Regions from separate parts of the Homo sapiens genome. Here region 2 is linked to region 1. Evidence: chromatin contacts called from ENCODE Hi-C or POLR2A ChIA-PET data. All regions are on one chromosome and are shown on one strand. The core of a region is the stretch at or near the end of the contact, and the rest is flanking DNA. Distances in the headings are between cores, read along the strand shown. Region 1 holds the start of EMC1-AS1 (EMC1 antisense RNA 1). Region 2 overlaps IFFO2 (intermediate filament family orphan 2).

The links. A loop is a pair of places that touch in the nucleus more often than their neighbours do. ChIA-PET counts read pairs that join two places held with the same protein, here RNA polymerase II (POLR2A). Pooled maps may share reads with other maps.
Region 2: a map with no recorded cell type shows a loop between it and region 1 (10-fold over the local background). The contact joins the enhancer-like site here to the promoter of EMC1-AS1 in region 1. A Hi-C loop is called at or near these places in 3 of 37 single-sample maps with no recorded cell type and 9 of 50 pooled maps. POLR2A ChIA-PET finds 5 or more read pairs at or near these places in 5 of 52 experiments (activated CD4-positive, alpha-beta memory T cell, activated T-cell and activated naive CD4-positive, alpha-beta T cell).

The regions. Positions count from the first base shown.
Region 1 is chr1:19,206,618-19,212,736 of GRCh38, reverse strand. EMC1-AS1 (EMC1 antisense RNA 1) reads right to left here and starts at 2,351. Exons shown (of 2, transcript NR_135114.1): 1 at 2,178-2,351. UBR4 (ubiquitin protein ligase E3 component n-recognin 4) reads left to right here and starts at 2,471. Exons shown (of 106, transcript NM_020765.3): 1 at 2,471-2,664. The coding sequence starts at 2,489. RefSeq lists silencers at 1,387-1,456, 2,482-2,801 and enhancers at 2,082-2,131, 2,382-2,431.
Region 2 is chr1:18,923,960-18,930,078 of GRCh38, reverse strand. All of the region lies in intron 1 of IFFO2 (intermediate filament family orphan 2), which reads left to right. Among named protein-coding and RNA genes, the nearest start is that of ALDH4A1, 24 kb to the right of the region's middle. RefSeq lists enhancers at 1,860-1,909, 2,240-2,329, 2,830-2,949, 2,578-3,204, 3,230-3,449. Within about 2 kb of position 3,303, at least 34 of the 41 ENCODE cell types and tissues checked have a DNase peak (open chromatin) inside an H3K27ac peak, as active enhancers do.

The DNA of each region.
Region 1 (6,119 bases), core at 1,102-3,601:
CTGTTGGCTCCTACGGGGTAACAGCTAAGGTTTATTCATTTACTTGTTTCTAGAAACACTGTATCTATTAGGATTTATTCCAAGCAACTCTGTATTAGATGGCTTAAAAGAAAAAAGAGATGTGCTATCTACCACTTTTGAAGCTCTGTAGTGAGGCACACTGACCTCATTTGTTTTTAGATTGCTGTACAATTTACAACCACCAAAGTGTGCAAATCATAAGTACAAATCATGGCTTAGTGACTACTGTGTGTGTATATCCATGTAAGCATAACTGTGTCAAGGTATAGAACTTTTCCAGCTCCCAGCAGGCCTCCTCATCACTACCTCTACACAAATCTTTAAACCATACCATTCATCAATGTCTGCCATTTTTACTTCATTGAATTCCCTGTAACATGACTGTATCATGTCTTTTATCATTTTAAATTTCAGTTCCTTGGCAGACACTTGGGATTAGAATGGAACAAGTATTTTAAGTCCTTCAGTTAATTCATAAAAGTTATTTATTGTTTTTTAGTTTCTATCTTATTTCCTGGACCAGAATATTAGAAGCTTGTGTTTCATCTAGAAGTCTTTTATTAGTCTCTTTTGTCATCTAAATTTATAACATAGATGCCATTCCAAATCTTTGTGGCAACACAAGACCAAACCTCCAGTACTGAAATAAATGTGGCATTTATAAAGGAAGTTCTTTATCTGGAGTGCTCTCTCCCAATCTATTAACCAGAAATATAAAGTATATAATAAATAATTTAGGTAAAGGTGAAAATCTCCCTGTGATAGTTTGCATTTGCCTTTTATTCTCCTGGAGAGGGAAGGGAGGACAGCAGATACATTTGATCTTTTATTTCCTGAAATTTCTCCAAGACAGCTTTTGCAGATTAATTTTGTCCTCTGGTTAAAATAAAATTCATGTCCCAAAGCCATTATAAAATTCTGGGTCTCCAGCCTTTCCTTAGGGCTCTGGTTCAGTATCTTGAAATACTGCAATATTTATAGTGTTATGGAAAGTTCTTTTTCATTTCTGATGTTTTTATGTTTAAGAAACTTGCTGTTATTATTATCCTCTGGTAAGTAGGCACTGAAGGAAAATCCCTACTGCTGTCATCAAAGCCACATTTTCCTCCAAGACCGGCTTTGACTTGACTGAATTTTATTTCGAATGTAAAGATGCAGGCTGGGCGCAGTGGGTCAAGCCTGTAATCCCAGCACTTTGGGAGTCCAAGGTGGGAGGAACCTAGGACTTCGAAAACAGCTTGGGCTACGTAGGGAGACCTGTCTCTTAAAAACAAACAAAAAAAATTAAGAGTGGTGGCCTGCACCTGTATAGTCTCAGCTACTGGGGAGGCTGAGGCTGGAAGATCACTTGAGCCAGGGAGGTGGAGGCTGCAGCCAGCTGCAACTCTGCCACTGCACTCCAGCCTGGGCTATTGGGCGACAGAGCAAGATCCTGTCTCAAAAAAGGTAAAGTAGGTCATATCTTAATAAAAGTGCAGATTAATCACTAGGTACCAATTCATTTATCAGTGTTACACACCAAGAACAAAAGCTCTTCCTAAACTTAGGGGGAGAATTTCAGGGCTTTAGGAATTTGAAACCGTCTTCACAGTTCCTTCCCAGTCTTATTTAGGCCAGCTGTAGGCCACAGGCTAGAGCTTGAAGCCGTCCACCAATATCTCACTCACAGGACTGTCCTTAATGCACGAATACCTTTCCTCGAGCAAACTGCTTTTCCCTCTTAGACCTTGTAGCCAGATCATTTTACCGGCAAAAGTCTCAGACATCTCCTGTGAATAAAAGCTTACATTCTTTCCTTGCCAGTAGAAAAAAGGGGAACACGTAAGCATACGTGGCAAATTGCAAAGAGGGATGCATTGTACGAGCTGGTCAGATTGTTAATGAGGGCAATCCAAACAGAAGAGATTTGAGTGCTAAGGGAATACGGATCAGTGATTAAAAGGTGTTGTGAGAGGGAGAAATCTTTGTAAACTATGGCGCTCTTTAGTATTACTATTGGGGGGATCTAGGCAGGGGAAGAAGCAGGTGAAAGCGTTTTAGGCTTCGGCCTCCTCTTGTCGTCCTTAGCTGTCCCAGGCCAGGGCCATTCTATACGCCGAGGCGTAGTCAACTCTGCTGCCCTAGACTTGCCCACTGAACCCATGCCCCAGACTCACCTTTACCCGCTGCCCGGAAGCCAAGTCGCTACCACCTGCTTGAGCAACTCCCACCGCGCAGGCTCAGAAGTTAACGCTCTCCCGCCTTTCCCCGCTGCGCTACCTTCTGAGCAGGCGCAGCGTCTCCGATCCGTTCCCTCGCCGCGGCTCGACCCCGGTGAGAGCAAAGGCCGCTCCGCGCGTCGCGTTTTTGACCCATGACGGCGGCGCGCAGTCTGACGCGACAGATTGCGTCACTTCCGCCCCCTCCTGGGAGGCGGCGCTGGGCCGGTGGCAAGCCCCCGGAGGGAGCCGCAGTAGTACGACGGAAGATGGCGACGAGCGGCGGCGAAGAGGCGGCGGCAGCGGCTCCGGCGCCGGGGACCCCGGCAACGGGGGCGGACACGACCCCGGGCTGGGAGGTGGCTGTGCGGCCCCTGCTGTCCGCGTCCTACTCCGCCTTCGAGATGAAGGAGTTGCCGCAGCTGGTGGCCTCAGTCATCGAGAGGTACCGGGCGGCGGCTCTGGCGGGCGACGCTGTTGTGGGGGGAGGGGATTTCGAGCCGGATCGTCTGGACCCGCTTTCCGGGCCGCCCCCTGCCCCCTTGAGGATCCCCGCCACAGCCACGGCTTCGGGGTCCCGGGCCCGGGGAGACTGGCTTGCCTGGGTTTCCCTCCGCCAACGCATGTAAATCACCTCTACCTCAGTTTCCCCTCTCGAGCAAAACTTTAGCGGCCTCCCTGCGGGAGGGCGTGGCCGGACATGGTTGAGAGTGAGATGCATTCGCCCTCTTAAGGGAATGTTCACGGGGCTGCCCCTTGGGTCAAGTCACAGATGAGTTTGCATTTCTCGCCCGCACTCATCCTCCTAGCCTGGGCCGGAGCGGAGCCGTACGGTATAATTTAATAACGGTCTCCCCGCGGTGCTGTAATCAGTGGGGGCACGTGCTATTTCTGTGACTGAAGCCACTAGCTACATTGATGACCTCTTTTTACGTTGCACTCCTTGTGCATTCCTACTGTATCGGTCTTTGATTAAAAACATTTCAGTGTGTGTCTGAGAGATCATTTTCCCAGAGGATGTGTGGTGTGTGTGTTCTCTTGCTGCCTCCCATCCCCCTCGCATTAAAATATCATCACATTCTTTTACAAACGGTACTATCTGTTGGTTTCCTTTTGTGTGTTTTTGTCTTTTTGCACAGCGATTCTTAGCTAGTGACAGTTATGTAGGTACAAAGATGGTGATCTCAGAGTGCCTGCCTTTTCCTGACATACTGTGCTCAGAGCAGTCTTTCATTAGTTTAATGGTAGACTTTTGCTTTTAAAGCCAGACTGACTTTCATTTTTCTAGCCATACCTCATTTCAGCAACTCCCTGCAATTGTTAACTGGGTCATTTTAGCTTCACGATGACAAGGGTATATCTAGCTGCTATCCAGAGGTTAAAAATTGCTATTTGTTACTCAAAGGAGGCCCACGGTTTGACAAATTGTTTTTGTGCTTTTTCTTGTTGTAGACTTGTAATCCTTTGGATGCAGAGTTTTTAACAAATTATAATAAAATAATGGTTGAGTTTGGTAACTTCACAGTCAGCTTTACAGACGGATTTTGCTATCTAATCATCAGGCCAGGAATGTTCTGAAGATGTAAACAGGTTTCAAATATACTACTTTCAAATTACGTGGCTGCTTTTTGTTTTAAACATTTGGATTGGCAGTATTTTTCCTGACTCATACTCATGTTACGTAGAATCAGTAACGTTCCAGTCTTTTTAGAGCATTTGCTTTTATGTTTTTCTGGACATGAGCTGGATAGGTTATAAAATATTAATAATTTGTTGACACCCTTCCATAAATCCTGTATTCTGGGGCCACCTTTAAAGCTGTAATACTTAAGGAACACCCTCCAACCAAATACATCACTAGGTTTGAATTTTGCCATGTATGTGGTAGTGGTCTTTGCCATACCCTCTGTTTGTACAAATAATCAAGAGTTGTATTTGTAGACATTAATAAGATCTCTCTTTATGGCTTAGAAAATAAGTCCAAACTGATGGGTCTTTGGTAACGCATTTATTGGAAGGCAAGATCTCTTTTTTTTTTTTTTTTTTTTTTTGAGATGGATTCTTGCTCTGTCACCCAGGCTGGAATGCAGTGGCGCCATCTCAGCTCACTGCAAGCTCCACCTCCCAGGTTCACACCATTCTCCTGCCTCAGCCTCCCAAGTAGCTGGGACTACAGGTGCCTGCCACCACGCCCAGCTAACTTTTTGTATTTTAAGTAGAGATGAGGTTTCACCATGTTAGCCAGAATGGTCTCCATATCCTGACCTTGTGATCCACCCGCCTTGGCCTCCCAAAGTGCTGGAATTACAGGCATGAGCTACCGTGCCCAGCCGGAAGGCAAGATCTTTTAAGTCTTCTGGTTTTTGGAGCTCAGTTAGCTTTGAAAGCCTATGTGTCCTCTGCAGGCTGTGTGAGAGGAGTATGATCTAAAGAAAAATTTCCAGAAGAAATACCTGGCTTACAAGTTCTTTACAGTGAGAACAGCTAAACGTATCAAGTGTTCAGTTTGTTATAAAGCAGGCGTTGGCAAACGTCCTGTAAATGGCCAGATAGTAGATAATTTTGGGACATGTGGTCTCTGTCTGGACTGTTTAACTCTGCCATCATTGTGTGAAAGCAGCCACACACCATATATAAATGAATGGGCATGGCTGTGTTTAAAATTATATCTATGGGCACTGAAATTTGAATTTCATGTAATATTTACATGTCACAAACTATTCTTTTGATTTTTTTTTTTTCAACCACTCTTAGCCATACAAAAACAGGTGACTTCCTGGATTTGGCCTGCAGGCCATAGTTTGCCAACCCCTAGCTTGGAGCACACAAATTATACCCTGCTATCATTATTCTGGTTTTCAAAAGTTTTATTTATTTATTTATTTTTTGGAGACAGAGTCTTGCTGTGTCACCCAGGCTGGAGTGCAGTGGCACGATTTTACCTCACTGCAACCTACGCCTCCCAGGTTCAAGTGATTCTCGTGCCTCAGCCTCCCAAGTAGCTGGGATTATAGATGTGCGCCACCAGACCCGGCTAATTTTTGTATTTGTAGTAGAGACGAGGTTTCACCATGCTGGTCAGGCTGGTCTTGAACTTCTGACCGCAGGTGATCCGCCCGCCTTGGCCTTCCAAAGTGCTGGGATTACAGGCGTGAGCCACTGCACCCAGCCCAAAGGTTTTATTTATTTGTCTTTCTAAAAAGTAAAGGTCTCAGAATTGTGGGAGTATGTCTTGCATAGGAAGCTATAGTACCAGATGAAAGCCAACACTGTAGATGCTGAGGTGGGCCTTGTTGTCTAGCTAATCAGAGGTTGAGATGTCTAGGCTGCCACTTTAGTTCTGTGTTGCCACTCCCATCTTCTGCAGTTTCCTGGTTTTTTTCTCTTGTTAAACCTGCCATGTTTTTCTTCCTTGTCACCGGGGACCATCTGTTTTTCTGTTGCAGTCTACTACTCTCTGCTTCCTTTTTTGATATCCTGGCTCCATCATGCCAACTCTTACTTTCGACCTGGTAGCCTGCTTAGCCATTGTATTTATCTCTTGACCATTGAGAATGATGACGTGCTTGAGACTCCTCAGTACACCACATTCTACCTTCTTTTATAGTTGAAATTGACCTTTTGAAGAAAAGGTAGATTAAACGTTCCTAGGTCTAACCCCTGTTTCTTAAGTTTGACTTTGCAACCAAACTGAAATAGAGGAGGAATTGATCAACATGGATGAGTTGGAAAGCATACTCTCAAGTCATTGGATGTTTTAAAAGAAAAAGATATCTGAATTTATTTAAAGGGAAGATTTTTCTCTATAGCATGTAGCTAGCTAGCATGTCTTTTAGTAGTAAAGGCTACTAAAATATTTTTTCTTTTTTAAGAGACAGGGTTGGCTGGGCGCAGTGGCTC
Region 2 (6,119 bases), core at 2,054-4,553, 280 kb after region 1:
GGGATTTGATCCCAGGACCCTCTGGCTCCAGAGTCCCTGCTCCCCTCTCCACTACACACACTGGTTGGAACGCAAGGACAGACGTCTCAGCTGGCTTTTGAGCATTTGTGGTTTGTCAGGCGGCTTTGTGGTCAGTGTAGGATGCTTGTCCAGGGATCATGGCAGTTGTTTTCTGGCTTGGCTGGGTGGGCCCTTAGAATTCATCCAGTTTGACATCATTGCATTACTGATGGGAAAGTGGTGCCAGAGGAGGGGAAGGGACTTGCCCAAGATCACGGAGCCAGCTGGGGCAGAGGCAGGACTAGCTTCAGGACTTCCAGCACAAGGCTGCTGCCTCGTTGCCTGAAGGGGTGTGTGGCTGGGGGGCCGGAGCCCAGTTAGGGGCTTGCCGTTCTTTCCCACTCACCTCTCACCTCTCAAGTCACCACAGAGAGCCCAGAGACCAGCTAGCTGCCCTGCAAAGGGCCCCTTGGTCACCAGGAAACAAGTGGGGGGAATGTCAGGTGAGGGGAATGTCAGGTGGGGGAATGTGATGACCCCACACAGCTCATCCCCCCTGCCTGGCGATGGGACTCACTTTCACCTCCTTGCTGGGAAAACTCCTTAGCAACTCGATTTCAGTGCTGCCTCTCTCAGTTGCTCCTGGGTCCCCAGAGGGCCAGGACAGGTTGGAGAAGTGTCCTTGCTGAGGGGGCCCAGACTTTCACCCACCCATTTGCCCCTCCCTCCCCCAGGTGGGTAGAGCCAGGGTGACACCGGTGAAGAGCATGGGCATCATCTGTCAAGGGCATCTGTGTGCCTCACTTGAGCCTGCTCTCCTGATCCATCCATGAGCCCTACAAGGTGGGATTGCTATCCCCGTTTTACAGAAGTGGAGACTGAGGCTCCTAGCTTGAGGTAGGCAGGCCCTCAGGGGATCACACAGAGGCAGATGACTTTCTCAGCTCACCTGCCCTTCCTTCTGCAGAATTGCCTACAACCTTTGACTCTCTAAGGCCTGCGGGGCTCGTGGCAAGCCCTCAGGAACTGTTTATGGAATGAATGAGTGAGGGGCAAACGAATGAATGCATGCTCCCACACCACGCTGCTGCTTCTTCTGGGAGAGGGCACCCAGCGGGTGTCTGCTGTTGAGTGCAGGCTGTCAGAGCCCTGATGGCACCCAGGATAACTCCGGATGGAGTTGGTATCCCTGAGGCTGTCACCACTTCTGGACTCCAAGGAAGGGCCCTATCCAGGGCGTGCAAATAACACTGCAAATGTCATGTCCCGAGGGATTTTGGGAGATCCTATTATAGATGGGGAGACTGAGGCCCAGGGCAGAGAAGGGACTTGCTCAGGGTCATGCAGCAAATTAGCAACGCAGCCAGGGCATGAACCAGGACCTCCTGCTTCCTAGCCCAGTACCCGCTCTTCCACAGGGAACTTCCCTATGGATGTCAGACCCCTCTGCCTCTCCCCTGAGCAGCCTTGCGCAGACCTGGCACGCTGGGATCCCTGGAGGAGGCTGCCGTTTCTGGTTGAAAGCAGCTCTGTGTGTCTGTGTGGGTGGCAGTGTTCTGGGGGCACACTTGATTAGTGGCTTCTCAAACCTGGCCCCCATCCTCAGTGTACAGCCTGTGCTCCGTCCTGCTCAGGCCATTACTGCCCGCCTGTAATGGAATCGGCTGCCCTGGTTAAGTGTTCACATTAAATTAATACCTCCTCCGTGGAGACAATCAGTTGGCATTTAATTTGTCTTTCCTTCCGAGAGCTGGAGAGTACAGCTGGGCAGCCGGGCTCTGATGGGCACGTCTGCGAGACAGCCTTTCCTTGGGATCAGGGGCTCCATGGAGATGGGAGCCGGGAGGCCACAAGAGGTGGTGCCAGGTGTCCCCAGGGGGTGGGGCTTGGGGCAGGCAGGAGGGGGCCTCTTTCATGCGCAGGGGCTAGAGCTTATTGGCTGTCCATTTTCGGGGGAGAAGACGGGCTTGCAGCGTGCCATGTGGGAGAGAAAGTCAGGAGGCAAGGCATCCACACGTGCATCAGTGCTGAGCTGCCCAGGAGGTGAGCCCTGTGTTAGCAGTGGTGGCGGGATTTCCACATTGTATTCCCAGCCCTGCCCCACTCCCACTCCCTTATCGGATTTTCTTTCTGCCTTAAATATGAATTGTCTGTGGTATTCGAGGGGGATGGTGTGCAAGGAGGAAGTTGACTCGGTTGTGGTTTTCAGGTTCTCTAGAAGGGCTCAGAAGAAGCAAGTGGAGGCTGTTGGGGGCACGCAGCCCTGACCCCACCGGGGAGCCTGCTCTGGTCTTCCCAATCCATCAGCTTCTGCAAAACTGCATTTGCAGAAAGGGCTCCCCTGGTCTACCACTGTGCCTGCAGCCTCTTCTTCCAGCTCAGATATTATTTTAGAGAAGAACAGCTGATTGGGGCCCCCAGGCTTGGCCCTGGCTCTGCTGTGAGGATGCCTCTGTGCATCTGCAGGTGGGCAAACACAGGAGCTAGGGCAGCGCAGAGCTGAGGGGCATTGGCTGGGCCAAATCTGTGGTTTGAGCAGCCGGGCTCCAGCACAGCTCCCTGGCCACCTGCATCCAGCCCTGCTGCAGTGGGGTGAGCTCCCCGAGGCCAGGGTGGAGCTGAGAAGGTGCCAGCCCTCCACCCGCCGGGAAGGAAGCTGCTCTCTGCCCCCACCTGCCCTCTGCCAGAGGCCAGGCCCACGCTTGGCCCAGAATGAAGTCTTCCACTGAGGGCTCCAGCCCAGCCTCACCTGAGCTCATTTCCCTTCACCTGAGTGAGTCGGCCTAGGCGTGCCGGCCGCTCGCCTTCCCGCAAGGTGTGGGCCATTTCCACACCTCCCTCCCAACTCTGGAGGTGGGAGGCAGCCATGCGCTGTGCCGTTGACGTGGAGCTGCTGAACACCCATGGTCTGCTGGATGCCAGGGTGCTTTTACCCACACCATCCCCTTCCTGTAGTTCTCACAGCCACCTTCGAAAGGGGGTGGCTGGTTTCCCAACTCACAGAGGGGACAACTGAGGCCCAGAGAGGGTAACTGACTTGCTCAAGATCACGCAACTGGGAAGTGATGGGGCAGGATTTGAACCCGTCTCTTGCTGCCCTGGTGTCTTGGGATGCTCACTCCAGGAGCCCCAGGTTCGTCCCTGGAGGGCTTCATTGTTTTGCTGGGCCTGCACCTACTTTCCTCCTGAGCGGGAGCCTCGAGCCTCTTTTTCTGACTGCACAGGAAGTGAAAAATCTGTGAGTCAGCCCCTCTGCTGGTGACTTCAGCTTGGGTTTCCGCCCCTCTGTAGGGCAGGCTTGTCGGTCCCTTTCCTGCGGGTCTGTGTGTCATCTTGAGCTGACGGGAGAGGGGGAGGCACTGGCCCTGAGTGGGGTGGGGGTGGGGACTGGCATAGAATCTGCCCACCCCTTTTCCCCAGAGGCCAGCAGAGACTTCTCGTCCCTCACGTGGTTCCAGTGGTGGCTCCTCAGGAATGCGGAGAGACCACATCTGGCTGGGGTGGTGCTGCCACCTCTCCCTCCTGGCCACCAGCCTCAGAGAGTGCTTGTTCTGCTAAGATGGTGGCCGAGGCCCCTGATCTCAGCTGCTTTGTGCTTTTGTGGAGTCATTTCCTCTCCCTGCACTCTTTGTTCTGACATCCCTGCCTCCCCTCCCTGGCCCAGGGCTGTGGGAAGTGGGAAAGGGAAGGTTTCTCCTTCTCCTGCCTGCTTCCTGCCCTGGCCATCCCTCCCCCTGGCCTGGCCTGGCCTCTCCCAGGAGAGGCTCTGGAGCCGAATGGATGAAGCTGAGTGCAGGGGCTATGCTGGGAATTTGCCTCCTGTGAGCCCCTGGGCTGGGATGTTCAGTCTAAGGATGCTCTGGGGGAAAGGAGTTCTGTCTGGAGGCGAGGGCCATCAGGGCACTGAGGAGTAAGTGCAGCTTTGGATCCATCCATCCATCCATCCATCCATCCATCCATCTATCCATCCAACCAATCCATCCATCCATCCATCCATCCATCCATCCATCCATCCATCCAACCAATCCATCCATCCATCCATCCATCCATCCATCCATCCATCCATCCATCCAACCAATCCATCCATCCATCCATCCATCCATCCATCCATCCATCCAACCAATCCATCCATCCATCCATCCAACCATCCATCCATCCATCCATCCATCCAACCAATCCATCCAATCCATCCATCCATCCATCCATCCATCCATCCATCCAACCAATCCATCCATCCATCCATCCATCCATCCATCCATCCATCCATCCAACCAATCCATCCATCCATCCAACCAATCCATCCATCCATCCATCCATCCAACCAATCCATTCGATAAATGTCTGACTCCTTAGCAAGTGCCCAGCCAGTTTGAGGTGCAGGGAATACAGTAGCAAGCACAGGAATGATCATCATAACCAGCTCTCTGGGCCTGCAGAAGGACTGGACCCCCGACCTGAGACCCGGCTCCTGTGCCTGTTTTCCCACCTAGACCAGGGAACTTGCCTCTTGCTTCCTCTTTGCCCCATCTCTGTGCCTGAGACCTCCCGAGATGAGTGCCAGCCCCCGGTGGCGGTGGGGAAGGTGGAAGTGGCGGTGACCACACAATGGAGCCATCACTGGCCCTGGCGTCACGGGACTGGCTCCTTTGGGCAAGAGCTGTGTGCCGTGGGATCCCACAACCATGCCACTGGGGAAGAGGAGATCCTGGGGCCTCCACTGCTTTAAGCTGTGGGGCAAACAATGGAAGTGGATGTGAGGCTTGGGGAAGAGATGACATTTGAGACAAGCCTGGGAGAATGGCTAGGGTTTCAGGAGGCTGAGGAGGAGAGAGGAAGAGGGGAAATGAGTTACCTGACCTCTGAGCCTCATCTGCAACATGGGGATGATCCCCAGGGGAGGGCTCAGCGGGATTTTATAGAGGGAAGTATGAGTGCCTAATGTGGTGGATACCACCGAGAAGGTAATCAATAAATGTCCCTTCTCTCATCCAGCGCTAGAAAAGAGAAGGATTTGGAAGTTTTATGAGCTGTTGGGTCAGGGTGGGCAGGGGCGGCTCTCAGTGATTCAGGCCGTGTCAGCCGTGGCTGGAGTTGTCCATAGGCCCTGGGTCTTCATTTTCCCACTTGTAAAGTGGGGACAGGGTAGCTTTCCAGCCCAGTGCATGTGCAGTATGATGGAGGGGATCTATGGAAAGGCCCTGCAGAGAGCACTGGGATGTGTTTGTCACCTCATTTTCTGCCAGTGGCAGGCCTGTCAATATTCTGGAGTCTTCAAAAGACCAGAAAGGACCCCTCCCCAGCCAACAGAACAGCTCCTGGACTGCTGAGGGAGACTCGAGGAAAATGGCCTTTGTGCCCCAAAAGTGATCTCTTTATGTTCACTCCAGCCTTCCTTCCCCTTTCAGCCTTAAAGGGCCCGGGCGTAGGATTCTGTCAGACCTGGGTTCGAATCCAGGCGCTGCCACTTCCTAGGCAGTCTTTGGGCAAGTCGTTTGCTCAGCCATGGGCTGGGGCTGGGAGAGGGGATGGTGCAGGCTGAAAGGAAACGATGTCTGCAAACCGCTGATCCAAAGTAGGTGCACCCGCCTCTTGGTGGCAGACAGCGCCTGGCCTGTCCCTTCCTGCTGCCCTCTTTGTTTCTGTTGGTCCCTCTGCCTGAAACACCCTCCCCACTGAAACCTTACTCTTGTGGGCAGACCCAGGGAAGAGGGAGGGTTGTGCTTGGGAAGCTGGTGTTGAAATCTCTGTGCCAGCAACTTGGTTCACCAGTTCTCAGTTAAGCTGAGTGCTCCCTGGCTCTGGGTGGGTGGGCAGGGAATACAGGTGTCTGGAGTGCCGTAAGAAACACATCGCCCACCTGGCCCTTCATGCCAGTCCTCAGAACGATCCAAGGACAGAGCTTTTCTGCATTGTCAACACTGGAGCTGGCGGAGCCAGGTTTTCTCCACCACCGCCGGGAGGGATGTCAGGGCGGGCGACAGGCTCTTCAGTCAAGCCAGCTGCTGTCCACATGCGGGGTCTGTCCTCAACCTCCTGGGAGCAGGCCAGCCGGCTGCCTCCCCCGTCTGGCTTTGGAAATAAAAAGCCCGTGAAATCATTTGTGCAAGCTCATCCTGGGG